6 separate regions of the Homo sapiens genome follow, and all the other regions are linked to region 1. Evidence: chromatin contacts called from ENCODE Hi-C or POLR2A ChIA-PET data. All regions are on one chromosome and are shown on one strand. The core of a region is the stretch at or near the end of the contact, and the rest is flanking DNA. Distances in the headings are between cores, read along the strand shown.

Evidence for each region. Hi-C counts contacts between places; a loop is a spot of excess contacts on that map. ChIA-PET counts read pairs that join two places held with the same protein, here RNA polymerase II (POLR2A). Pooled maps may share reads with other maps.
Region 2: a loop to region 1 is called in a map of naive thymus-derived CD4-positive, alpha-beta T cell, with 3 times the contacts of the local background. The contact joins the promoter of REEP3 here to the enhancer-like site in region 1. A Hi-C loop is called at or near these places in 1 of 168 maps with a recorded cell type or tissue (naive thymus-derived CD4-positive, alpha-beta T cell), 3 of 37 single-sample maps with no recorded cell type and 9 of 50 pooled maps.
Region 3: a map of natural killer cell shows a loop between it and region 1 (6-fold over the local background). The contact joins two enhancer-like sites. A Hi-C loop is called at or near these places in 1 of 168 maps with a recorded cell type or tissue (natural killer cell), 1 of 37 single-sample maps with no recorded cell type and 8 of 50 pooled maps. POLR2A ChIA-PET finds 5 or more read pairs at or near these places in 1 of 52 experiments (activated T-cell).
Region 4: a loop to region 1 is called in a pooled map, with 2.4 times the contacts of the local background. The contact joins two enhancer-like sites. A Hi-C loop is called at or near these places in 1 of 50 pooled maps.
Region 5: a loop to region 1 is called in a pooled map, with 5 times the contacts of the local background. The contact joins two enhancer-like sites. A Hi-C loop is called at or near these places in 14 of 37 single-sample maps with no recorded cell type and 11 of 50 pooled maps. POLR2A ChIA-PET finds 5 or more read pairs at or near these places in 1 of 52 experiments (OCI-LY7).
Region 6: a pooled map shows a loop between it and region 1 (2.8-fold over the local background). The contact joins two enhancer-like sites. A Hi-C loop is called at or near these places in 2 of 37 single-sample maps with no recorded cell type and 2 of 50 pooled maps.

What each region holds. Positions count from the first base shown.
Region 1 is chr10:62,635,565-62,639,525 of GRCh38, reverse strand. All of the region lies in intron 1 of LOC105378327 (a long non-coding RNA gene), which reads left to right. Among named protein-coding and RNA genes, the nearest start is that of ADO, 170 kb to the left of the region's middle. RefSeq lists enhancers at 1,385-1,614, 1,625-1,864, 2,155-2,244. Within about 2 kb of position 2,010, at least 20 of the 41 ENCODE cell types and tissues checked have a DNase peak (open chromatin) inside an H3K27ac peak, as active enhancers do; they include OCI-LY7 and natural killer cell, where a contact is called at or near this core.
Region 2 is chr10:63,519,746-63,523,706 of GRCh38, reverse strand. REEP3 (receptor accessory protein 3) reads right to left here and starts at 2,306. Exons shown (of 8, transcript NM_001001330.3): 1 at 2,130-2,306. The coding sequence starts at 2,161. It also overlaps a transcript of JMJD1C not described here. RefSeq lists a silencer at 1,621-2,670 and an enhancer at 3,061-3,110.
Region 3 is chr10:61,941,054-61,945,014 of GRCh38, reverse strand. All of the region lies in intron 3 of ARID5B (AT-rich interaction domain 5B), which reads right to left. Among named protein-coding and RNA genes, the nearest start is that of ARID5B, 41 kb to the right of the region's middle. Within about 2 kb of position 1,919, at least 13 of the 41 ENCODE cell types and tissues checked have a DNase peak (open chromatin) inside an H3K27ac peak, as active enhancers do; they include natural killer cell, where a contact is called at or near this core.
Region 4 is chr10:62,017,557-62,021,517 of GRCh38, reverse strand. The region is part of intron 4 of ARID5B (AT-rich interaction domain 5B); the gene reads right to left. Among named protein-coding and RNA genes, the nearest start is that of ARID5B, 120 kb to the right of the region's middle. Within about 2 kb of position 1,962, at least 7 of the 41 ENCODE cell types and tissues checked have a DNase peak (open chromatin) inside an H3K27ac peak, as active enhancers do.
Region 5 is chr10:62,043,875-62,047,835 of GRCh38, reverse strand. All of the region lies in intron 4 of ARID5B (AT-rich interaction domain 5B), which reads right to left. Among named protein-coding and RNA genes, the nearest start is that of ARID5B, 140 kb to the right of the region's middle. RefSeq lists enhancers at 238-297, 1,088-1,227, 1,358-1,407. Within about 2 kb of position 2,000, at least 10 of the 41 ENCODE cell types and tissues checked have a DNase peak (open chromatin) inside an H3K27ac peak, as active enhancers do; they include OCI-LY7, where a contact is called at or near this core.
Region 6 is chr10:63,204,835-63,208,795 of GRCh38, reverse strand. It overlaps JMJD1C (jumonji domain containing 1C), which reads left to right. Exons shown (of 26, transcript NM_032776.3): 10 at 1-2,201. Among named protein-coding and RNA genes, the nearest start is that of NRBF2, 73 kb to the right of the region's middle. RefSeq lists a silencer at 2,221-2,421. Within about 2 kb of position 1,250, at least 18 of the 41 ENCODE cell types and tissues checked have a DNase peak (open chromatin) inside an H3K27ac peak, as active enhancers do.

The DNA.
Region 1 (3,961 bases), core at 761-3,260:
AAGAAAAGATTCCTGCTGCTAGAAGAAATGGTTAAAGACAATAGATCCAGCCCAGCTCCATGCATGAAGTCATCATGCAGCTTCTTCTCAGATCCCTCCAGTGACAGGGAGCTCATTACCATTCCATATTTGGTTGTAATAATATATTGTATAGAGCAGAAATCTGCTTCCCTGGGGCTCCTACCCATTTGTCCCAGTTCTGCTTTCTGGAGACAGACAGAAATAGTTTAAACCAATTTCCAGCTTTCAGCTCCATCAGAGCAGAAACTTTGTCAGTCTGGTTCTTTGGTGACTCTCTGGAGCAATGGCTGGCACAGAGTGGAAGCTTAATAAGTGATACTCGAATAAATTAATGAATGAGGAGCTTCATGTATCTGTTGTAGGATTACCATATGATTTAAGTCTTCAAGACTGGCACACCTAAGAGCTCACATGGTGGAAACCTCCTCACCCCTCCTCAACCTGGATCCTCTCTGTCAAAGGAGTTCTGGATGGAGAGGCGTATGCTAAGGATCTTTGGGCAAGGGGCAAGGACCCTTGGGATTTAATTTATCTACCAAGTGCTTCTGAAAAAAAGCTGTACAAAAAATGCACTGCATAAAAGCAACTTGATAATCCTGATGAAAGCAACCAGACCCTTATCAGGGAATGAGCTATGACCCTGGCATGAGGGTCAGACATCATCGATGGTCACCAATGTAGTAAGACTTGAGAGGCACTGGAAAGTCTCACCGGCTCCCGTGGTAAGACCAGAAACTTCACCATCAGAGAGTCATTACTTTGGGTAAAGTACTTCTCTCTCCTTTAAATGTAATTAGCGGACATAGTGAGTTGCCAATATCTTGGAGTGAATTCGCTGACCTAACTCTTTTCTTTAAGGATAAGGGACCTTAATGATGCTGGATTCTGGGGAAGAACCAGGCCTCAGAGAGAGAAGGGGCAAAATCTGCTGAGCTAGAGGGTGGAAGGAAAGTACATTTTGTTTAACTGGATAAATATTCAGGCCCCTGCAAGCTGCTTCAGTGTGGAAAAGACAATTTGGGGTGGGGGAACGGTAGTCTGGCCCCACATAAACCCTTTAAAATTGCAGACTCCCCCATCCCCCGCCACTGAGAGTCTTCCACATGAATTTGATGTAATGGGAGTAGCACACTCACACATTTTGGAAGATAAGAGCTGAATGTGTTTAAATAACTATCAGGCTGGCGGGAAAGATATCCAGGCTTGCCTGGAGCCACCTTTTCACCACAGAAGGGAAAAACCTAACCCTGACAAGCACGTGGCTGATTATTAGCCGTGTGATGAAGTGTTACTTCCTGTGCAGGACATTCGCATTTCTTGAGAAACTCTTTCTCAATCATAGTGAGTGATATTTTTAGAAAATGAAGGCCTTTGTTTTCTTCCTCTATGTGTATGCTCCCCGCTTCCCTTCACTTCCCCCAAGTCCCATACCCTACCCCAGAGAAGAGATTTAATGAGGGAGTGCATGTCCCCACATGGGGTGGGGGGAGGAGAGTGGGCAGACAATCAGAAAAATGCAATTTACCTGCCCTAGTAGAACTTGAATCACCATACAGACATCTCTTTCATAGTTTTTGCAGCCAAATGTTGCTTTCCTTTCTTGTTTTCCTTCCAGATAATGCAGCTAATATCTTTTCCTTGTGGGGTTGTATTTACTATTCTGAGATCACATTAACATTACTCATTTAACAATCTGCAATGTTTTGAAACCGACATGTCTCACCATATCCCAGAATGGGGTTTTTTTCTCCGCCTGATGCTTTGATTGATAAGGACCGCCCATGACCATGACCTTTAAGATGCATAGTCCAGAGGGCATGGGGTTTGGGCGAAAGGCGGCAAAGGCCTCCCTATCAGCAGGATCACTGTGAGCTCCTGCTCAACAAATGACAGTGCACACTTCACTGCAGATTGGATGCTTTCTGAACTGGTGGAGGCTCAGGAAGCTGCTCTGAGCTGCCCAGACTGAGCAACTGAAACTAAAAGTGAAGCCGTCAAACGCAGCTTCCTGAGCTTTCAGTTCTGGTTGATTTGATGGAGAGTGGGGTGCTATGTTCTCTAACTGTTTTATGGCAGGATCTGTGCACAGGGGTGAGAGTAAAGACTATTAAGAGATCATCCCCACCCTGAAGGAGTTTTCAGTCTAGCAGAGAGACAGACATGTAAATAAGTGTGGTAGATGCCTTCCGAAGATATATACACTGTGGCAGATCGGAGAAAGTGGGCAGTTCTCTAAGGAGGGGAGAGGAGTTGGGGGGATGGGGAAAGTTATAGAAGACTAAAGAGAGAATGCTTGGACTAGGCCTTCATGAAGAAGTAGGCGCTGTCTAGGTGGGAATGAAACGCAAGTGTATTTTTTTTTTTTTGCCTTTGCAAATACATTGAAAAGCATGATGCTCTGGGGGAACTTCTAGAACTCTGATGGCCAGAGTATAAGTTGGAGAGAAGGAAGGGGGAAGAGCAGAGATGAAATATAGGAGGCAGATCACAGAGCCCCCTGCAGGCCCTACAATGGGGTTTTTATTCTACCACATAGGCAATGGGAAGCTACTGGCTAGACTTTAAGTAAGGCAGAGGCTTATTAGACTTTCATTTTAAAAAGGTCGCTTGAGTATCTGTGGGGAGAATAAGCCTGGTTGAGACAGAAGGCAAGAAAAGTAGTTGGGAGGCTGTTAAAATAATTCAAGAAAGATGTGAAGTTTGCAAATAAGGGAGTGGAAGAGTGGAAGGATTAGAGAAGGAGAGAATTACCAAGATTTGGTGATTGGGTAGTAGAGGGAGAGGGTTGAGAGTTAAAGGAAAACGAGACATGTAAGATGCCACCCAGGATTCTGGTTTGAGTGACTATAGAAGACATGGAACGAAAGGGGTGTAAGACAACTAATTCTGTGTTGTGCATGTTGAATTTGAGATGCTTGTGGGACACCGAAGTGGAGAGGCCCAATGTGCAGTTGCTTATGTGGGTTTGACGCACAAAAGATAGGTCAGGGATGAGGAGAAAAACATGAGAGCCATTGGTGAGCAGGTGGCTGTTGAAAGCATGGCAGGGGAGGCCCTGTCCTGTGGGAAGGGCAGAAGGTCAAGGACAGTCCCTCAATTCGTCAACTCAAAGTTGTGGGCAAAGATGGAAGAGCCAGAAAGGGCAACTGCCAAGGAGAAGAGGAGAAATTTGTGTCAAGGAAGGCAGGAGAGAGGGTTTCAAGAGGATAAGACTGGTCCACAGTGTCACACGCTTCAGGGAGGCCAGTGAGACGAAGACTAAAAGCATGCACTGGATAGAGCACTTGGTGATCTTGATGCAGTGAAGCCACAGTGTGGCCCTGGGTGTGGAGGTGAAATTAGCATAGGTGGAAATGGGAGGTGAGTGAGTGGAGGCAATGCACGCGGAAGGCTTGCCCAGGAGAAGGAGGAAAGAGCTTCACCAAAATATTTAGAACTACTGATTTTGTCTGAAAGTTATTTCACAACCAAACAAGGCAGGGTAGTGTCATAGGACAAGAAAGGTGGATTTTGACTACTGAGAACTTCTCACTGTGTTGCAGGCCCTGGGCTGAGGGCTTTGGCATTACAGTCTTGAGTATTCTTTTATTGTATTCTGTCCTTTCATTTTCCTCCAAGATTTTGCAGCCACTCTCCCCTCCCTGCTCAGATTCTACCTCTGCTGTAGCTGGGCTTACACCGTAAGGGCATTTGAGGTCTAGATGAAATCTTAGAAATATAAGACTCTCTCAAAGTTTTTCAATAAGCAGGGCTAATACTAATAATCAATGCTAAACAGCAATCAACAATGTCATGATACCCTAATAAACCTTTAAAGAAGAACTTAGACAAGAAAGCTGTCAAAATGGAAATGGGGGTAGAGTCTTGGCCATGTCAGGGGAAACAAGCACAGAGACCCAGGGTGGTGAGCATGTGTCCTGGGAGGTGGTGGTGCCAGGTG
Region 2 (3,961 bases), core at 1,057-3,556, 880 kb before region 1:
TATATCTGGAATCCTTTCCTTTTTCATCTTTGGCTGCCTAGATTCTGTCCATTCTTTTTTGTTTTTTTTCTGAGGCACAGTCTCACTCTGTGGCCCAGGCTGGAGTGCAGTGGCACGATCACGGCTCACTGCAGCCTTGACCTCCTGAATTTGAGCGATCCTCCTACCTCAGTCCCTGAGTAGCTGGGATTACAGGTGTGAGCTACTGTGACTAGCTAATTAAATTTTTCTTTTTTTGTGGAGACAAGGTCTCGCTATGTTGCCCAGGCTGGTCTCTAACTCTTGTGATCAAACAATCTTCCCTCCTTGGCCTCCCAAAGTGCTAGGATTACAGGTGTGAGCCACTCTACTGGGCCTATTCTTTAAGGCCCATCTGAAACGTAATCTCCCTTGCCTTTTCTGATTCTCCAACCAGATATCCCTTCCTTGTCCAACACTGGGTATTAGAGTGGGTGTAACTTTTACAAGAGTTGACATTTGGACCTGTACTGCAGATATCTGTGCACCCAAACTGTCAATTCCCATGATCAACTACGTGTTACTGACCTTTGTGTTATAGGTAGCACCTAGAACAGACATTCATATTCATTGGCAATTATGAAAAACAAAAGTCTAAAAGTGCTTCACAATTTTCTGTCAGCTGAAGAACTGGTCAAAGAAATCCAGAGGCTTTTTTTTTTTTTTTTGTAAAGTACAGCTTCTTAATAGGGCACTTGATTTTCTAGGTGTGGACACAACAGTTGATAGACATCTACTAGGTCAAGAAAGGTATGCCTGAATTAGATAAATGACAGACTCAAAAGAGAGGCCAGGAAAAGGCTGAAAAACAATCTGAAGGCATCTGTGGTATCCTTTTGTTTATATCTTGATTTTTAGTTTCGTACAGGGGAACACAGGAAGCTCTGAGGCTTTAAAACTAGAAACTTTGCGATTTAATCAAATGAAAAATTTTGAATGCTGTGCTGCAAATCTGATTAAATAGGGCTAGTAATTCACTTCCAAACAAAATAAACCCCAAACTCAGAAAATCTAGCTCCTTTTAACAAAAAGTCTGGTAATGTTATTTTTCCTAAATTCTAAAGCTTATCAGAGAAGCCTGCCCCCTCACATAAACATTTTTTCATATACCTTTATGAAACCTTCTGAGATAACACTACTACAGAGGTGAATAATGAATTCATAGGCCCTAGCTGTAACTACGTCATTGTTTACTTGGTGACTTTTTTTTTAATCGGGGAGAGGGGTAAAATGGAGATGAGAGAAAATCAGTTTAAACTGTATTCAAATACATTTACACGATTAACACCACCAACTCAAGGAATTTCTTTTTCTTACAGACCTGTAGCACTTGTTGGTAGGAGAACAATGAAATGAACCCATAATTTGAACAAAGGCAACAGGCACCTGCAGCCTTTCAATCACTTAGCAAATATTTCCGCCGAGACAGGGCCGAATTCGGGGATCTGGGCGAGCAGCCGGTGTCACCTTTCTCGGTAAGCTGCAAATCTTGGGAAAACTAGGACCCTTCCCAGGGATCCTGGGCTGGGAGCGGTCTCCGGTTTTTAGACAAATCTCTCCTCCTACCACACGTGACCGAATGGCAATCAGCCGCCAAGAGAGACACCGCAACGCATCAGCCGCGGGATACAAAGGCTCGGCACTGCCGTCGCATCCTCGGGAGGATCGCGGAGCCTCCCGCGCTCGGCGTCTGCGGAGCCTGCGCAGGGAGCAGCTGCGAGGCGCGCCGCTCCCGGGCCCGCAGGGCGGTGCCGCGCTGCGCGGGGAGCAGGAGCGGGGAGCGCGCGCCGCCTGCCCTGAGCGCCTGCCCACCCAGCGCCGCCGGAGCAGGGGCGCCGCGCCGCACCGCACGCAGCCGAGCAGCGCCACAGCCGCCGCCGCCGTCGCAGCCGCAGTCGCCGCAGCTAGGCCCTCGGCCGTCGCAGGGAGCTCCGCAGCGACGTGGACCAAGGTGAGGAAGCCGAGGGCTCCCCCAGACCCTCGGCAGGCCCGAGGCCGGGCTACCCCGTCCCCGCCCAGGCCCAGGCCTTCCCTTTCCTCTCGGCTCCTTCCCCTTCCCACAGCTCCCCTGGGCCTCGCGCCGGCTGCAGGGCGCAGTGAGAGGCACTTACACCACGGCTCTGGAGATCATCCAGGACACCATCTTCACGGGGGCTTGGGCCCCACGTCCGGGGCGGGTGGGCGCAGGGCGCTGCGGACCAGGCCGCCAACGGCAGGCCGCGCGCTTCGCCGGCTCCTCGCGCTCCCCGGGGCCGCGCTGGCGCCCTCAGGAGCCGGGCCCGGTGTGTGCGCGCGGCGGCCTGGGCTGCGCAGAGGTCGGTCCCCCGCCCGTCCCCGCCCGCCCCCGCCCGCCGGCCCGGCAGCCTAGTCCGGACAGCACCCCGCCCCTGCGCTCCGCTGATAGGCGGTGGCGGCGGCGCGTTGGCCCGGGCCAGGGCTGGGGCCAGGCGGCCGGGCTCCAGGGCTGGGCTGGCGGGATCCTAGCCCGCGCTGGACGGCCTCGCTGCCGCGGCCTTGGCCCCTGCGCTCTAACCAACCTTACCCTCCTTAGCTCTTTGGGACGCCCACACTCGCGGCGAGAGTGGGGCAGGAGGCTGAGGAAGGGTACTGGAGGGTAGGGATTGGCAGTGCCTGTGTGAAAAGTGAGATATTCGCAGGAACTCGGTGTCCAATAAAACTCTCGACCAGGCCCTGGTTTTGGAGAGCCAAGACTTTGAGGTGTGCCTGGCCACATCCGGTATCCTCAGTGTTTACGGAGGCCCAGCACCAAAGGCGTCCTTATATTACCACATTTTAAAGGAATCGTCGAGAGGTTCTTGCACAGGCCTCCGTGTGTGCCACGAGTCTCGTGGTGCAATGCAGGGAGGGACAGAGGAGGATTTCATGTTTGCAGTAGTGGGTGCAGTGATACCACTGTTCTGGGCCTCTTAGGGCACCTTTTCATCAGAGCATCTGCAAAGACTGTTTACAGACACGAATCTCCATTATTTCCCTGAGGCCTGCCAGATGTTCAAAGTAAAGGCTGGGTCTAGGATTCCTGACCTGTCTTAAGATTTACAACTATATTACAGCTGTAAGATTTACAACTGTATTTTTTGGAGGTTGGGTTACTGCTTACACCTTGCTGTTCTTGCAAATATCATTTCAAGGGCAGACTTTTAAAACTGTTTTTTTTTTTTTTTTGTGACAGTACCAAATTGAGAAAATGATGTTAAAGTTTAGATATTTTTATTTTTTCCAGTTAAGACGATAGTAAAAGATAATTCTAGTATTCAGATGGTGCGAAGAATAAAAGATGAAATGTAGGCTTGGAGCCTTTAATTAAAGTCCTAGAAAATATGATGGCTTTTGTGACCATACTGTAATTTTGTCTTCTTGTTCCTCAGTTTCCCTGTGATAAAAAGGGGGTAATAATACTGTAGTCTGTCTCTTGCCTTTCAAGGGTGATATGAGGCACTGCTAAATAATATGTTTAGGAAATACTCTGACTTGCATGGAAGACAATCAAAGGACACAACAGATTATCCTAAATTATTTTCAGTTCTCAGTCAATAAATTGGGTAATATTTCATTATTTAAGAAACAAGCTCAGAAGCTACTTTCTACTCTTGGGTTAGGTTCTTTTCGCTTATTAATTCATGTCAAGACTTTTTATTTCAGGAATTTGAGTAATAATTTGCATTTAACTCTGAATCTTTTATTTTTGGCCATTATTCAGCATTATTTGAGGATCAGGTGTGCTGCATAAGCACCAGTTTTTTGGCGAACTCTCTTGTTCAATAAAACTCAAATGAATTTGAATATCATTCAGATCCCTTCATGAAAGGTCCTGAAATAGCTTTACAGCCTTTACTTTTACTACTTTCACCCCCAACTCCTAATGTACCCGTTCCCTACCTCTCTTCTTTCAGCCAACCTGTATTTTCATGCTCAGTGCTTTTGC
Region 3 (3,961 bases), core at 670-3,169, 690 kb after region 1:
AAAGGGGGAAGCTACTCTTTCTCAATTTGATGGGACAGATTTAGAAACAGAAATTGAACTGAGGGAACCCCCATCATTAAATTCAGCCAGACCCCCACACATAATCTTTGGGTCTTTTTTCTCAGTTTCAGCTCAGACTCCTCTATCTTTTCTTTCTTTTTCTAAAGACACATTTGGAGATGAAACCATTCATAACTGCCCATCCACAGACAGTTTGTGGCAGCATAATTGACAATGAGTCTGCTGCAAAAAAATGAAAATGCTGTTTTAATAACCTTGGCCTAAAATACATTCTGTTGTATGCCTCAAAGGGCTTCAATAAAAAGTCAACCTGTAGAGACATATTTTCTTGGCTTAAACAACAATCCAAAGCATATAAATGTAGTCCAACTATAATGACATATTTATAGGCCAATAAAGCTTACACTGCAGCTTTCATACTTCGCTTAAAGGAACTCTGTAAGAATCAGTGTTACATAAAATAATTTGATTTTTTTTTCAAACTATAGCCCAAGGAATAAAAAAATGCAAGTTTGCTATGTTTAACTGATAGTGTTTATATTCCTTACTTACTAAAAATTTTGTAAAATGAAATAATTCTTCATTTGACTACTTTCAACTGCCATACCAAATATGGGTATCAAGTCCACTTTATTATAAAAGCTAAGTACTGTAATTCTAAAGACAAAAATAAATAACTAGAGGCTTGTGTGGTGAATGATTTAATCAACCCAATTCTTCTGGAAAAACAGGTTCTTGTGTTCATTATGCTTATGAATAATACATTCCTTAACCCTCCTATTTTAACATAGTTATTTTTCTTTTTTTTTTATAAACTTCAGTATGAAACAGTCTGAAAGAAGGTAAAATATCTCACTGAGTAAAGTCATAATTTGCATTGGTTTCATATTGAACTTTCTTTCTTTGAAAAGGACAAAGAGGAGGGAAGAGAATGAATGCACTTTACCACATTTCAGAAGTGTTTTTTAAGATTATTAGTTTTTCCACTATCCAGATCTGTAGTTTTAGTCATCAACCATTAAGAGTCTTAAATGAAAACTCTAGAGAGTTTTAAAAAGCAGAAAGATGACATCCTCAAATATTGTCTAAATGTGCTCCCTCAAGGGGGAAGGGGATAAAAAAAAAATGAAAGAGTTGTGATTTGAATCAGAGCATTTATTGGAAGCTGCCATGTGGGGCAGAGTTTCTCTTTGTGGAGTATTAATTTGTTGGCAGACACACATTTGTGAGAACATTCTTGTTTTTTTTTTTTACTATTCAGAGAGAGACAGGAAGTGACACAAACTGGAATTAAAGCGAACTTATTCTACCTAAACACTAAGCAAGAAAAGTGCTTTAATGAGCTTTTATATTTTAAAATCCCTTCTCTAAGAACCAATCTAATTATTTTGTTATTATTCATGTTTCAACATTATGAAATAACTCAGTTAAAAAACGATAACATGTTGGAGTTTTACTTTATCCATAGAAAGGTGAGATCTTTCCGTTCTTTGCTTACTTCCACCAGAAAAAAAGGGGGGGGGCCTCAAATAATCTCACAGTTCATCTTCTTTCTTTGGTAAGAACAATGAGGAGTTGGAAGGGTTCTACAGAAGGAAAAACCTAATAAGTGTGTGAATTTCCATTAACAATGTGGTATTGGAGGTGGTTTCAGTGTGACCAACAGAAAAGGAGATAAGAAAACCACTGCGGAGAAAGAAAAGTACAGACAACAAATATTTTGATGTTATAGAAGAGGCTGAAGAGAAAGTTGTGGGGACAGGAATGTGTACAGAAAATGACACCCCCTATCTCCTCAATATAAATCCTGACAATGTAGACTTACAAACCTTAGATTAGGCAGATAATGGAAACTCATTACATTAAGGAAAGTTTTTGTTTCTCTTTCCACATTATTACAACACAGTGTGCATTCCAATTACAAAAGCTATTTGTCTCAAATTCCCCACAGTTCATAGCAACTGAGTAGAATTTCAAGGCCCTAAATTCTATCCTTAAAGGGGTATTTTACATTAAAAATTTTTTAAGTACATGGTGTTTCTTGTGCCCCAGGAGAGAGCCTCCCAATCAACTCTCCTGTTGATCATTTTCCCTTCTTCAGCACTAATCATAAAGCTGTCTCCAAAATGAGACCAAAACAAACAAACAAAATCAGACTCAACCTAAAAGCCTTTTTTGTTTTGTTTTGTTTTGTTTTTGAGACAGAGCCTCGCTGTTGTCGCCCAGGCTGGAGTGCAAAGGTGTGATGATTTCGGCTCACTGCAACCTCTGCCTCCCAGGTTCCAGCAATTCTCTTGCCTCAGCCTCCCAAGTAGCTGAGATTACAGGCCCCTGCCACCACACGTGACTAATTTTTCTATTTTTAGTAGAGATGGGGTTTCACCATGTTGGCCAGGCTGGTCTTGAACTCCTGACCTCAGGTGATCCACCTGCCTCGGCCTCCCAAAGTGCTGGGATTACAGGCGTGAGCCACCGCACCCGGCCAGGAACCTTTTTATCAATACACATTCATTGGCCTTTCCTTACTCCTACTGAATGAAGAATCTAGAAAAGCTGGTCTCAGTAATCAGTATTGTTTTTTAAATTTCTTTCTTGAGTCTAATAAGCAACTAAATTTAAAAACCACTCATCTAGATTTTCCAGGCCAAACCACCTGCAAGTACTGTGAATATTCACTATAAACCAATTTCTTCTGGAATCAACTGCAAAAAGGTAGAATATGGACCTTCTTTTTTTTTAGAATCCAAGAGGATCAACCTTTTATTTCTTTGGGTGGAATTAAGAAATTAGACTTATTTTCCTGTTCATTAATAAATTATCCATTTTAAACACAATTTTAAACATAAACCTTGCTATAAATACTCTTGTTTATATGTGTGACATCAAGCTTAACCATCTACACATCCTTTTGTCCCCTGTGGGTTTCCTGTTTAATTTTTTATTAGTAACAGTATATTCCATAACACACACACACAAAATTAAACAAACAAAAGAAAGGTTTTAATGTTAAGGAAAACATAAGACAATGGTAATACAACTTAGATCATACATTAGGAAAGTAACACAACAGATGTATTATTCAGCATTACCGCAAGTCATAAGACTAGTTATTGTGTGTTCACAAAACTGGGGGGTGTAACAGTATATATAGGAAGATTATCAAAAAACTCTTTGGCTTTAGAAGGAAAACCACTAGTCTAATAATTGTCTCTAAATGTGCAGGTGACAATCAGGCTGCCATATCTAAAATGTTACTGTCTGACATCAACCAAAAGATGCCAGGAAACCGTTGATAGTTAAACTCAAACTGCAAGAAAATATTAATGCTATTCCCAAAACACAGCACAGCTCATCACAAACCAGGGTCACATGAAAGCCACAGTCAGTTACTGGTGTTATTCAGTCTCTTTATGCCAATTAAAATAAATTGCCTAGGTTTGTTGTAATAGTTAAGTTCTGGGTTTAAAAAAAAAAAAACCAGGAAGTTGTCACATTAAGGCGTAAAATAGGACTGCAAAAATCAGCATTGTGCGCAAATGAAAGAAAAAGATGCCTTAATATGTTAAAGTGCAGTTCCTCTTTGCCTAAAGAGGAAATAACTAGTCTAAATCAGAGGACAACAATTTTCGTCTTGGGCAATGCTAGGAGAATAAATCAGTGAATGACACGGGAATACAAACAGAAGAAAAAAAAAAAGCAATGAAAGGACACAAAATGTCACTGGAGAAGAAAGTGTTAAGAAAAAGCAATAGAACTAATTATGAAGCCCCTCCTTTATGCCAGTCAATGTGCTCTACCCCTTCTATCTCACATCTCACAATAACCCTGTAAAGTTCCCCTATTTTTTAGATGGGGAAACTGAGGCTTAGAAGTTAAATTATTTGCCTAAGGCCATACAGCTAAGAAGCAGCAGAGTTAGTATGTAAACACCAATCAGCAC
Region 4 (3,961 bases), core at 713-3,212, 620 kb after region 1:
TTATAGAAGATGAATTTAGGTTTTCAATTATGCCAACTTCCTCTTTCATATTCAAATGCTACATATATTCCAGAACATGTTTACAGAATTTTCCCATATTTCTAAATAAATACTCCAAAGAAGTTCTGAAATATACACATTTTAAAGATGCCTTTGCACACACCAAGTTATTCCCAGATGTTTTACATTCCAAATTTCTCAATAAATGAATAACATGCTAGGAAAGCAAACAAGAGCTGACAGTATTTAGTCTAAGTTTTTTAAATGGTATAGCATGTGCAGCTAAAAACAATTTTCGATAACTATGTATCAGCAGTTATTAAAGAATCCAGAGTGAGTATTTGTGGGACTTGGCACTGAGCTCTATGTAAATGCAGTCTTCAGGATGATTGTTTTGTGTTTCTCACAATCACACTGCAGCAACAACTTTTGTCTTCTATCTTCTGAGATATATATATATATATATATATATATATATATATATATATTCATGTGACAAACCCATGATCCCAGTGCACTGCCACAAATGCTCATTAACAAGCATCACAGTCCCACAGTCAGTTCTGTGAGCTTTGAACCAGTTCCAGAACGAGGGCTACAGCAAATGGCAGCTTGGCCTTTTCATTTTTTCCATTTTTTACACTTAACAAAATGTAGAAAACTCCCAATAACCGCTCCTTTCACACTTTTTATCTCCTTTATAAGTTCGTAATATTCACCCATTAAATCTCAAACTTTGCTATGTTCTTATGTAATGCTTAATTCTCTTCTCTGGCGTTGGCTTGTGAAATGTCTTTAATTAAAAAAGCTAAAAGCACTCTAAATCTGGATGGCAGACTCATTTCCAGGGCATTCAGGCATGTTGTCTAATTTTAAAACTCTGACAGGATACATGTAAATTTATGCAAGTTTCATAAAAGTCACAATTTCCTCCTTGAATTCAAGCTAAAGAAAATGCCCCTGAGCTCTTTTCAAAGCTGTTTGTTTTACTGGAGAGCTCATTTTGCCCATTGTGTTGGAGGTGATTATTCTGAAGAATATCCGATGTCAAAGTCCCATCAATCCACTAAGAATTAAGGAGTTAAATTTCCCGACTATTGATCAAACAGACTCTTTGATCATTATTTTATGCCTTTTAAACACAGATGGGGGAGGGGAGGAAAAATATTATCATGCAAATTATTTTGGTTGACAGTAATTAAGAAATTATATGTTAAGAAAATCAGTAATTGTTCACATGAGTCATTAATGTGTTTTCATTCTTTGTAAAACTTTCTGGCACGCCCTTCCTTTCTTGCTTTAAATAAGCAAGGACTGGAAAATATGCATAGTATTTGGAACCCAGGGGAGTGACATATTAATTCAAAGTTTGCTTGGAAGTGTAGCTTTGTGGAAACTCAAACATGTTCCCATCCTTTTTTGTTTCCACCTCCCTTCTACTCAAGACTCCTCGCCAGAAAGTTAGGGTAGCCTCTTTGAATGTAAGGCAGGGTCTTCTATGGGCTGAGACTCGCTTCTCTTCAGAGGGTCACAGTTAGGAGGGTCACAATTAGAAGACTCACTGCCTAGGAAATCTGTAAGAAAACCCACAAAATGTGGGAATCAGAACGAGCTCAGCCCTGGGCGATTAACCAGTCCTTGCTAATTCTGTGGCTCCCTAGGAGCAAATCTTCACTCTGAATTAAACCTTTGCCAAAGTTTGTTTTGGAAAGGTCTTAAATCCACAGGAAAGAGACTAAAAGTGTATGATGGAAGGCTGAAACAAGCTCCTAAATGGTTGGGACACCTTCGAATGAACTCAGGTTGGCTTATAAATGGCCAATCCCTAAAAGAGCACAAACTAAAATTACATTTGTTTTTATTGAAAGACAGCCTCAAGTGCTGACATGTAGTGTATGACATGGGATACATAATAATACTCTTAAACCAGTTCTGACATAATATCTCCGGCGGCCTAATAACCACAAATGATTGCTTTAGTTAAGAACTAGCCAGAAGCAAAATAGATCCATGTAAAAGTAGCTTGAATCATAAATGCCTCAACAATATTTTATGTCACTTTGTAAAAGTTAAAGGAGTCCTATAATAATTAACAACAAAAACGCCATGTTCTTCACTATTGTACGGTGGTTGTGAAAGGTTATTTCATAGTCCCGAGGCTGCCAGTGCCGTAAATTATGCAGGCACCAAGAAGCATTAAGGAGAAATAATAGCAATTTAAACGAAGGCTGACGTAATTCATGATAAACAGTCATTGGAAAATATTACAATGTTGTCTTTTTTGAGTGGGTTTAATCAGAAGAATGTGACCATATTCTAACATAAACCACTTCTCTTTTCCATTGTGCTAGCACTTGGAATGTTGGCACTCACCCTAGCTGCAAGGTTCTTATTCACAATAATTGCTGAATCCAGAGCTCCAACACCTCCAGGGAACCTAACAATGTAAATTTGGTATTCTGATTGATGGAAGGAGCTTCCAAGACAAAGCTCCAAACCTCTGGGCTGCATGGTGGTCTAAAAAAGGGACTGAAATTTGAGATTCATACAGCCAGGATACTTTCAAGAATACACATTAGAAAGATGGCTCAAGTAAAGCAAGCAGTAAAGAATTACTTTACTGTGATGTCTAACAGAACCTGGAGATGTGGTATGAATCTGGCAGCTGTCCTGATAAAAGCAGATCTTTGTCACAGATTGTTCTTGGTGAACTGTAAATATAGCAACACATTAAGAAGTAAATATGATGGGGAAGACCAAACCAGCCAACTTTCATTAATGCAAAATATCACCAGGTCAGGATCATAAGACATAATCACAAGACAGGGTGGTCAAGCAGATGTTTGTATCTGAACACCCACAAAAAATTACCTTCTGTGCATAAAAGACGACAGTGGTGGGGGCGGGGGAGGGGCAGGTTTGAAAAAAAAAAAAAAAGGTCAGGAACGCGTCTCATGCCAACATGGAGACCGGGCAATATTTACCTCTCTGGCACCCACCCAGTCTTTGGAAACGTAAAGATAATAATGATATTGGTATTACAACTACAAAGCCTTCCAATGTGCAGTTCATTTAAAAGTCTTTAAGCCAACTATTGATTATCTGTGGTGACGAAGGAAGGCAAGGATAAAAGAAAACACAGAAAATCCAATGGCTTATCTTTCCCACTGGTTTCTGTTTCATTCATGATCCATTCTTTCCAAGGGCCATTAAGAGCAGCAGAAGTGATTTCATTTTTTCTTCCTCTCCTTTTCTCTGCCAACCTTCGGATGGAGGTGCTAATGAGCTGGAATAAACTCAAACGAAGGGAGAGGAGGTCTGCCCAGGAAGTCAGGGACTTAGATAATCTACATAGTGGGGCCTCTGTCCCTGATAATAAAAAATTAATTGCCACCTTGCAGAGATCATTTAAAATATCTATTATATAGAAAACCCGATTATTTTTGACACTGGATCTTTTCTTCCAACTGAATCTATTTAAATCATCTCAGAGGTCAAATATCTGGCCACTTCTTTAAAAATATTCTTTCAAAGTAAGATAAATGGCTTTCTCTGGCATTTATACTATTGAATAATAAAAATGTATTTTATCTCCTCTACACACAAACCTTACTTTCTCTAAATAGCCCACTGTGAACATTATCAGTGAATTTTGCTCAGTGTACAAATATTTTATGTATTACAATGAGTAGCAGAACACAAAACTTGCAAATATTTATTTTTAGACATATGGGAAAAAAAGCAATTAGAGCTAAAAATGTGAAGAATGAAGAGCTCACTTAGAAGCAATTACATTGGACATGCAAACTGTTCTGCCATCAAACTTTTATTCAGATGCTGTAGAGCATATTAAGAAATATCACTTGCACACACAAAAAAGAAAATATTATTTCACAACCAAACATTTCCAATCACTATAAACAACATCTGGGGGTCATTAATAACTTACTCTGCAGCTGAA
Region 5 (3,961 bases), core at 751-3,250, 590 kb after region 1:
GGCTTTGGGGACAGCAAAAATTCTGGTCCCCAGGCCACATCTTTGTCCCTCTAGAGTCATAATCTGTCATTTGCTAGGTCAGTGAGTGAAAACAGGTGCATTATGGTGTGCTGGTGGGCAGGAGTGGGATGGGTCTGCGGACTTTAATTCACTCATGTAAGAGACAGCCCCACCTCCTTCCAGCCACCCTGCAAGGACCTACACCTGCCCTCTCCTTGAAAGCTCAGTGCTATGTACTTACTGACAGAACCTAAATCCTAAGACTCCAGAATTAGACCAGCTCTTGTTCTTTAGGTGAGACTGATCTCTACCAAGAAAAAGCTCTGCTAGGGAGAGAGCAGTACCCTTACTGATAGCATATCTGGCTTCAGTCAGTTTTATTAGAAAAAAAACAGTGCAAAGCAATAGACGTACTGTTACTTTTACGTGTGTATATGATTCACTGGCCTGGCTTATCACAGAGTTCAGTAAATGCTCTTTGCATGAATGTTTTCAGTATTATACATGAATAATAAGAGTAGCTAAGTGAATAATAATAGTAGCTAACCATTTCTGAGCACTTTCTCTGTACAAGTCACTCTTCTGAGTGCTTTGCATACAATAATTCCACTAAAACTCACAGCAAGCCAAAGAGGAAGGCATGATCCTTATCCCCATCTTACAGACCAGGAAACTGAGACAGAGATGAAATTACTTGTCTCAGACCATACAAATGGTTACTGGCAGCAGAAGGATTTCAACACAGGCAACTGGACTTTATCCAGAGCCCCTGCTTTAAGCAACTTATCTCTAACAGACACACACACAGACACACACACACACACACACACACAGACACACACACATTGCCTCAAAATGAAGTATTCATACTAACTTGGGCTGGCAGTCACCAGGGAGCTCTCCGCAAATGAAAACACTCAAGTACTACATAGCACGAGGGTGCTGCAGCCCACCCCAGACAGGAAACACTGTCCGACAGAATTGACAGCGAGTGGGGTCCCCTTTAGTCTTGACCCAGCAGTAGGTGGCAAGACTCCCACTAAGGCCAATAAAACTTAGTCAGAGAGCCCTACATATTACCCTCCTTAACCAGTGGGCCACTGACTCTTCTGCCTAATCAGTGAAAGATCTCTGTGGTTTAAAAAAAAAATCTTTCCCCTCTGACTGCCCATCTGTTCCTCTTACTCAGTGCCAAGAAATTAACAACTATTCACCTTTGTGAAGTCACTGCTATTTCTATAGGTGTTAATCCTCAGAGAATCAAGCTACCTCCAGAGCTCCAGGCTACTCTGACAGCTAACCCATGTTTGTTTTTTCTTTTTAAACTCCTTCAAATATTAATGAATTATAGTCTATTTTCTCAACAATATAGCAAAACAAGTTTGTTTTTCTTAAAGGGTCTAGAAGCTGAGTTGCAGACAATTTGTTTATATATTTATTTCACTACGGGTTCACACAAGTTACATGGCAGGGCAGTGCAGGTGTGGGAAACTTTTATGTCAACCCCAACTCTTGCAATAATAATAATAAAACAAAGGGAAATGTAACCAGTTACTGGCAAAGTAAATTGCTTTTGGCTTAAATGTTCCTGTTTTTTTCTACTGTGTTCTTCCTGTCATGACCGTCTCTTTTTTTTAATAGCATTTATGCTCTTGGAAATACCACGAAGATAGATAAACTGCTATAAAAGCTGGATTGACTCATCAGTTAACAACTCTTCCTTCCCATTTTGCAGAGAGACTTGTTGCCAACACAGCTACATATTCTCTCGAGAAATTCTTTGTGAGCTTCCACTCAGAGATAGGATTTACTTGTTGGTAGGGACTGGAATCAGGGGAATGGAAAACCAGCACAATTTTCCTAAGAGTTTGACCCCCGAGGTCAATGTCTAGAGAAGTCGGCGGAGCGTTAACTCATTCGATTTGCAAGTTGCGTGTGTCTTTTAAACACGAGCCAGAAAACAAAACTCCACTGATCACAGTATTAGGGAAGACAAACATTGTTCTATGTATAGTATGCGTTACTGATAATACCCTGCATTTCTGTAATGCTTTTCCTCTGAGGATATCAATTCTCTGGCACATTTTCTTTTCAGACAATAATCTTAAAATACTGGCTGGGCACTTTGGGAGGCTGAGGCGGGTGGATCACGTGGTCAGGAGTTCGAGACCAGCCTGGTTAACATAGTGAAACCCTGTCTCTACCAAAAATACAAAAATTAGCCAGGCATGGTGGTGTGCACCTGTAGTCCCAGCTACTCGGGAGGCTGAGGCAGGAGAATCTCTTGAACCCGGGAGGCGGTGGTTGTGGTGAGCCAAGATCGCACCACTGCACTCCAGCCTGGGCAGGCAACAGAGCAAGACTTCGTCTAAAAAAAAAAAAAAAAAATACCCTGGCAAGTTTCAGCATGGAGCATTGCTCTTTCGGGGGGGAGGAGTAACCTACCCTAATTTAGTTATCATTTACTGTGTTCTATTTTCAATGTTTCCCTTTTAACTATTTGGAAACTTCCTCTTTCATTACAACAAAAATAGAACGAATGTTTTTAAAGTTATTAACGTATGAGTAAAAGACTTAGAAACCAAGAATGGCAGAAGGCTTGATCAAAGCCACTCCTAAAATTTATGGGTGTAATGAAAGAAAGGCATTTCACAGATAATCTCTTACAGAATTTCAGTTTTCAAATATGTGGGGGAACAAAAGAAAACTAGAAGCTCTCAGACCTCATTTTGGCTTTAACTTAAAGCCAATATTTAAAAATTCATAAATAAGTCCCTGAAATTTTTATTTCAAATCCACAGTTATATTTCATATAGTGACCATTGGTATTAAATTTCTATTCAATTGTTTGAATCTTTCTACAAATTCACAAAACACTGATCACATACGAATTTAGGAAATATTCAAGTTTATTTTCATTCTGTTTTCCCAAAATCAGTCTTCCACACCCAACAGAAATGCCTGAGAAGCAATTGCATTGTATGAGATATAAACACACTGGGCCATTGACAAGCACAACTTGATCCTGCGCGACGTTCTAACTCTGATGATGAATTTTGAACAATAGATATGGAAACACAATACTGCAAAAGTTTCATTATTTGGCAATTGTTCTGACAGTTTCCTCTTCAGAGTAATTATTTTTTCTCAGATAAAGGCATTAAAAAGATGAAGCCCTGGTGGTGGCTCATGACTGTAATCCCAGCACTTTGGGAGGTGGGAATATTGCTTGACCGGGAACTTGAGACCAGCTTGGGCAATGTAATGAGACCCCTGTTTCTACGAAAATTAGTTGGGTGTGGTGGCATGTGCCTGTAGTCCTAGCTAGTTGGGAGGCTGAGGTGAGATGATTATTTGAGTTCAGCAGTTTGAGGCTGCAGTGAGCCTAGACTGTGCCACTGCTCTCCAGCCTGGGTGACAGAGTGAGACCTTGTCTCTTAAAAAAAAAAAAAAAAAAAAAGAGCAAATGAACCCAGAGTCTGGAACCCAAATTCTAGAGCCAGATTTAAACACTTTTCATGTTCAAATGTCATCAAGAGCAGACAACCCCAATCACTAATGGATGGATGTGCCCTAGAGAAATTTTACACTCATCACACTGGATATCATGCGATATAAAGACCTGGACTTTGAGTTTCCAAGTGTGCTTTTGCCCAAGTCATACCCCTACACTGCTTGAACCACAAACTACAATTTAGCATTTCCAATGAACTCTGCTCTCACAGAATCCAAGTGCTTGTTCTTCCTCCTGGAAGGGTGAGCAGTTGTGGTGTTAGAAAGAACATTTAAAAAAAAAAAAAAAGAAGCTGGCTTCATATGAGGTCGTCACTTTGCCTCTTTGTCAAAATCATTGAGAGCCCCAAGAGTCAACAATGAGAGTAATGTATTACTGCCTTTGCTATACCTGGATTGCTTGGGCAGTTTAAGTCCAAAACAGCCATGGACTTCATTGACTGCTCAA
Region 6 (3,961 bases), core at 1-2,500, 570 kb before region 1:
AGAAAGAAAAGCTTTTATGGAACCATTACGGTCTGTTGCATCCACATCAGCCAAAAATGACCTGGATCTAAATAGGTCACAGACTGGAAAAGATTGTCACTTACATAGGCATTTTGTGGATCCAGTATTAAATCAGTTACAGAGGCCACCCCAGGAGACTGGAGAGAGGTTAAACAAATACAAAGAGGAACACCGTCGAATTCTTCAAGAAAGTATTGATGTTGCTCCCTTTACAACTAAAATCAAGGGACTTGAGGGTGAGAGAGAGAATTATTCCAGAGTGGCATCATCATCTTCCAGTCCTAAAAGCCATATCATCAAACAAGATATGGATGTAGAACGCTCAGTATCAGATCTTTATAAAATGAAGCACTCAGTGCCTCAGAGTTTACCCCAAAGTAACTATTTCACTACATTGTCTAATAGTGTGGTCAATGAACCACCAAGATCATACCCATCCAAAGAAGTTTCAAATATTTACGGTGATAAACAGAGTAATGCCCTTGCAGCGGCAGCAGCTAATCCTCAAACTCTGACTTCATTTATAACATCTCTTTCAAAGCCTCCACCTTTGATTAAACACCAACCAGAAAGTGAAGGTTTAGTAGGCAAGATACCAGAACATCTTCCACATCAGATTGCATCTCACTCAGTAACAACCTTCAGAAATGATTGTAGGAGTCCTACCCATTTGACAGTTTCTTCTACAAATACACTCCGCAGTATGCCTGCATTACATAGAGCACCAGTATTTCACCCACCAATCCATCACAGCCTGGAAAGAAAGGAAGGCAGCTATAGTAGTCTTTCCCCTCCAACTTTAACTCCGGTGATGCCAGTAAATGCTGGTGGTAAAGTTCAAGAATCACAGAAGCCTCCAACTCTAATACCCGAACCAAAAGACTCCCAGGCAAATTTTAAGAGTTCTTCAGAACAGAGTTTGACGGAGATGTGGAGACCTAATAATAACCTCAGCAAAGAGAAAACTGAATGGCATGTGGAGAAAAGCAGCGGAAAGTTACAGGCTGCTATGGCATCTGTCATTGTGCGTCCATCTTCTAGTACAAAAACTGATAGTATGCCAGCAATGCAGTTAGCTTCTAAAGATCGTGTTAGTGAAAGATCTTCAGCTGGGGCACATAAAACAGATTGCCTCAAACTAGCAGAAGCCGGAGAAACTGGAAGAATCATTTTGCCAAATGTGAATTCAGACAGTGTTCACACAAAATCTGAAAAAAACTTTCAGGCTGTCTCACAGGGCAGTGTTCCCAGTTCAGTCATGTCTGCTGTAAATACGATGTGTAATACCAAAACGGATGTAATCACATCTGCTGCCGATACTACCAGTGTTTCCAGCTGGGGTGGTTCAGAAGTAATTTCCTCTTTATCAAATACCATTTTGGCCTCTACATCATCAGAATGTGTATCTTCAAAAAGTGTCAGTCAGCCAGTGGCTCAAAAACAAGAATGCAAGGTCAGCACCACAGCACCAGTTACATTAGCCAGTAGTAAGACAGGAAGTGTTGTTCAACCCAGTTCTGGGTTCTCAGGCACAACTGATTTTATCCATTTAAAAAAGCACAAGGCAGCATTGGCTGCAGCTCAGTATAAAAGTAGTAATGCCAGTGAGACTGAACCTAATGCTATAAAAAATCAGACACTTTCAGCCTCCCTTCCTCTGGATAGCACTGTAATCTGTAGTACAATTAACAAAGCAAACTCTGTAGGAAATGGGCAAGCTTCCCAGACAAGTCAACCAAACTACCATACTAAACTGAAAAAGGCCTGGCTCACCAGACACTCAGAAGAAGATAAAAATACTAATAAAATGGAAAATTCAGGGAATTCTGTATCAGAAATTATTAAGCCATGTTCTGTCAACTTAATAGCCTCTACATCTAGTGATATACAAAATAGTGTAGATAGTAAGATCATAGTTGATAAATATGTAAAAGATGATAAAGTCAACAGGAGAAAAGCCAAAAGAACTTATGAATCTGGCTCTGAAAGTGGAGACTCAGATGAAAGTGAAAGCAAGTCAGAGCAAAGGACTAAAAGACAACCTAAGCCAACTTACAAAAAGAAGCAAAATGATTTGCAAAAGAGAAAAGGTGAAATAGAAGAAGATTTGAAACCCAATGGAGTTCTCAGCAGGAGTGCCAAAGAAAGAAGTAAACTGAAGTTGCAAAGCAACAGTAATAGTAAGTCAGTTACTTTGTTTTATCTCAGGTAAAATGGGCTGAATGTTTTAGCTATACTAGTGTGCTGCTTTAAAGATCAGTGAGCTTAAAGGCATCCTTTGTCTTCATTTGCGTGCCTTAGCTTTATGTATATGCTCATTGATCTCATTTCTACATTTCACAAGTAAGTACCCTTTAAGAGGAAATGAGAGAACACTTATTCCTCTATTTTTAAAAGACTTGTAGAAATATATATCTTACCTGACAGTCATTGTAGGTAATTTGCGTAATTTAACGTGGAATTTAGTAGTTACTCGTAATTTTGGCCATTTCTAAGAATTGTCAAAATGCAGTTATGGCTGTCACACCAAAAGTGGATTTGTAATATCAGCTAAGATATTTACCTCTAACAAGATGTAGTCAGGAAAGAAATTCTGCTCACATACACATATTTTGAGGCAAATTTCTAGAAGATAGTTACAGTTGTCCCTGGGTATACCTGTGGGGGATTGGTTCCAGGACGCCCCCACGGATACCAAAATTCACAGATGTGCACATCCCTTATATAAAATAGCATAGTACAGTCATGTGCTGCATAACAACTTTTCAGTCAGTGACAGAATGCACAGCTGGGCACAGTGGCTCACTCCTGTAATCCCAGCACTTTGGGAAGCTGAGGCAGGAGGATCACTTGAGCTGGCGTGGTTGAAGCTGCAGTGAGCCATGATTGCACCACCGCACTCCAGCCTGGGCAACAGAGCAAGACCATGTCTCAAAAAATAAACAAAAAATGATGGAATGTATATATGACAGTGGTCTCATATAAGATCGTAAGACTGTGTTTTTACTATACCTCTTTCTTTGTTCAGATACGTAAATACTTTGTGTTACAATTATCTACAGTATAAAGTACAGTAAATACTGTACGGGTTTGTAAGCTAGGTTTGTGTAAGTACATGCTATGAAGTTCCTACAGTGAGGAAATTGCCTAATAGTGTATGACTATATTTGCATGTAACCTACACACATCCTCCCATATACTTTAAATCATTTCTAGATTCCTTATAATGCCCAACACAACGCTTACACATCACTTCATTTATGCAGGATTGAACATAGTACTCTGCACATGGCAAATTAAAGTTTTGTTTTTTTGGAACTTTGTAGAATATTTTTTCCCCCAAGTATTTTTGATCCATGGTAGGTTGAACCCATGGGTTTGGAACCCACGGTTATGGAGGGCCAATTTTACTTCAGAGTAATATGAATGTGGACTGTATTTCACTCTTATATCATCTGGTGACAAAATTGGAAGCTTATGGAAATTACTATCTATTTAATGCTGCTCATTCAAACAGTCCTTAACAATAGGTAAAAATTAACATAAGGGGAGGCTTGTGGTTTTGTGTATTCATTTCGATGTTAAAGAATTGCCATATTAATAGCTTCACAACTGATTATATATCCTTTGTGGCAACAGCTGGACAAAATAAGAGATACTTAACAGTAATATTCACTATAAAGTGTTTCTATATCATTTTACTCTAGTAGTAGTTTTTCTCAGTTTGCTTATTTCTTTTTAGGTATGTTGCACAATGCAGAAAGCACTTAGTTTCACTATGTCCGTGTGTTCATCCACATACAATATATGAAATATCTGTGACAATGTGGACACTCAAAGTACTTTCACAAGCACTTGGATGCTTGAAGGCTCCCATTTGTGCCTTTTAACTGAATGAGGTTTTCCCACATGCCTGTGTGGAAACCAGAGGCAAAGTGAA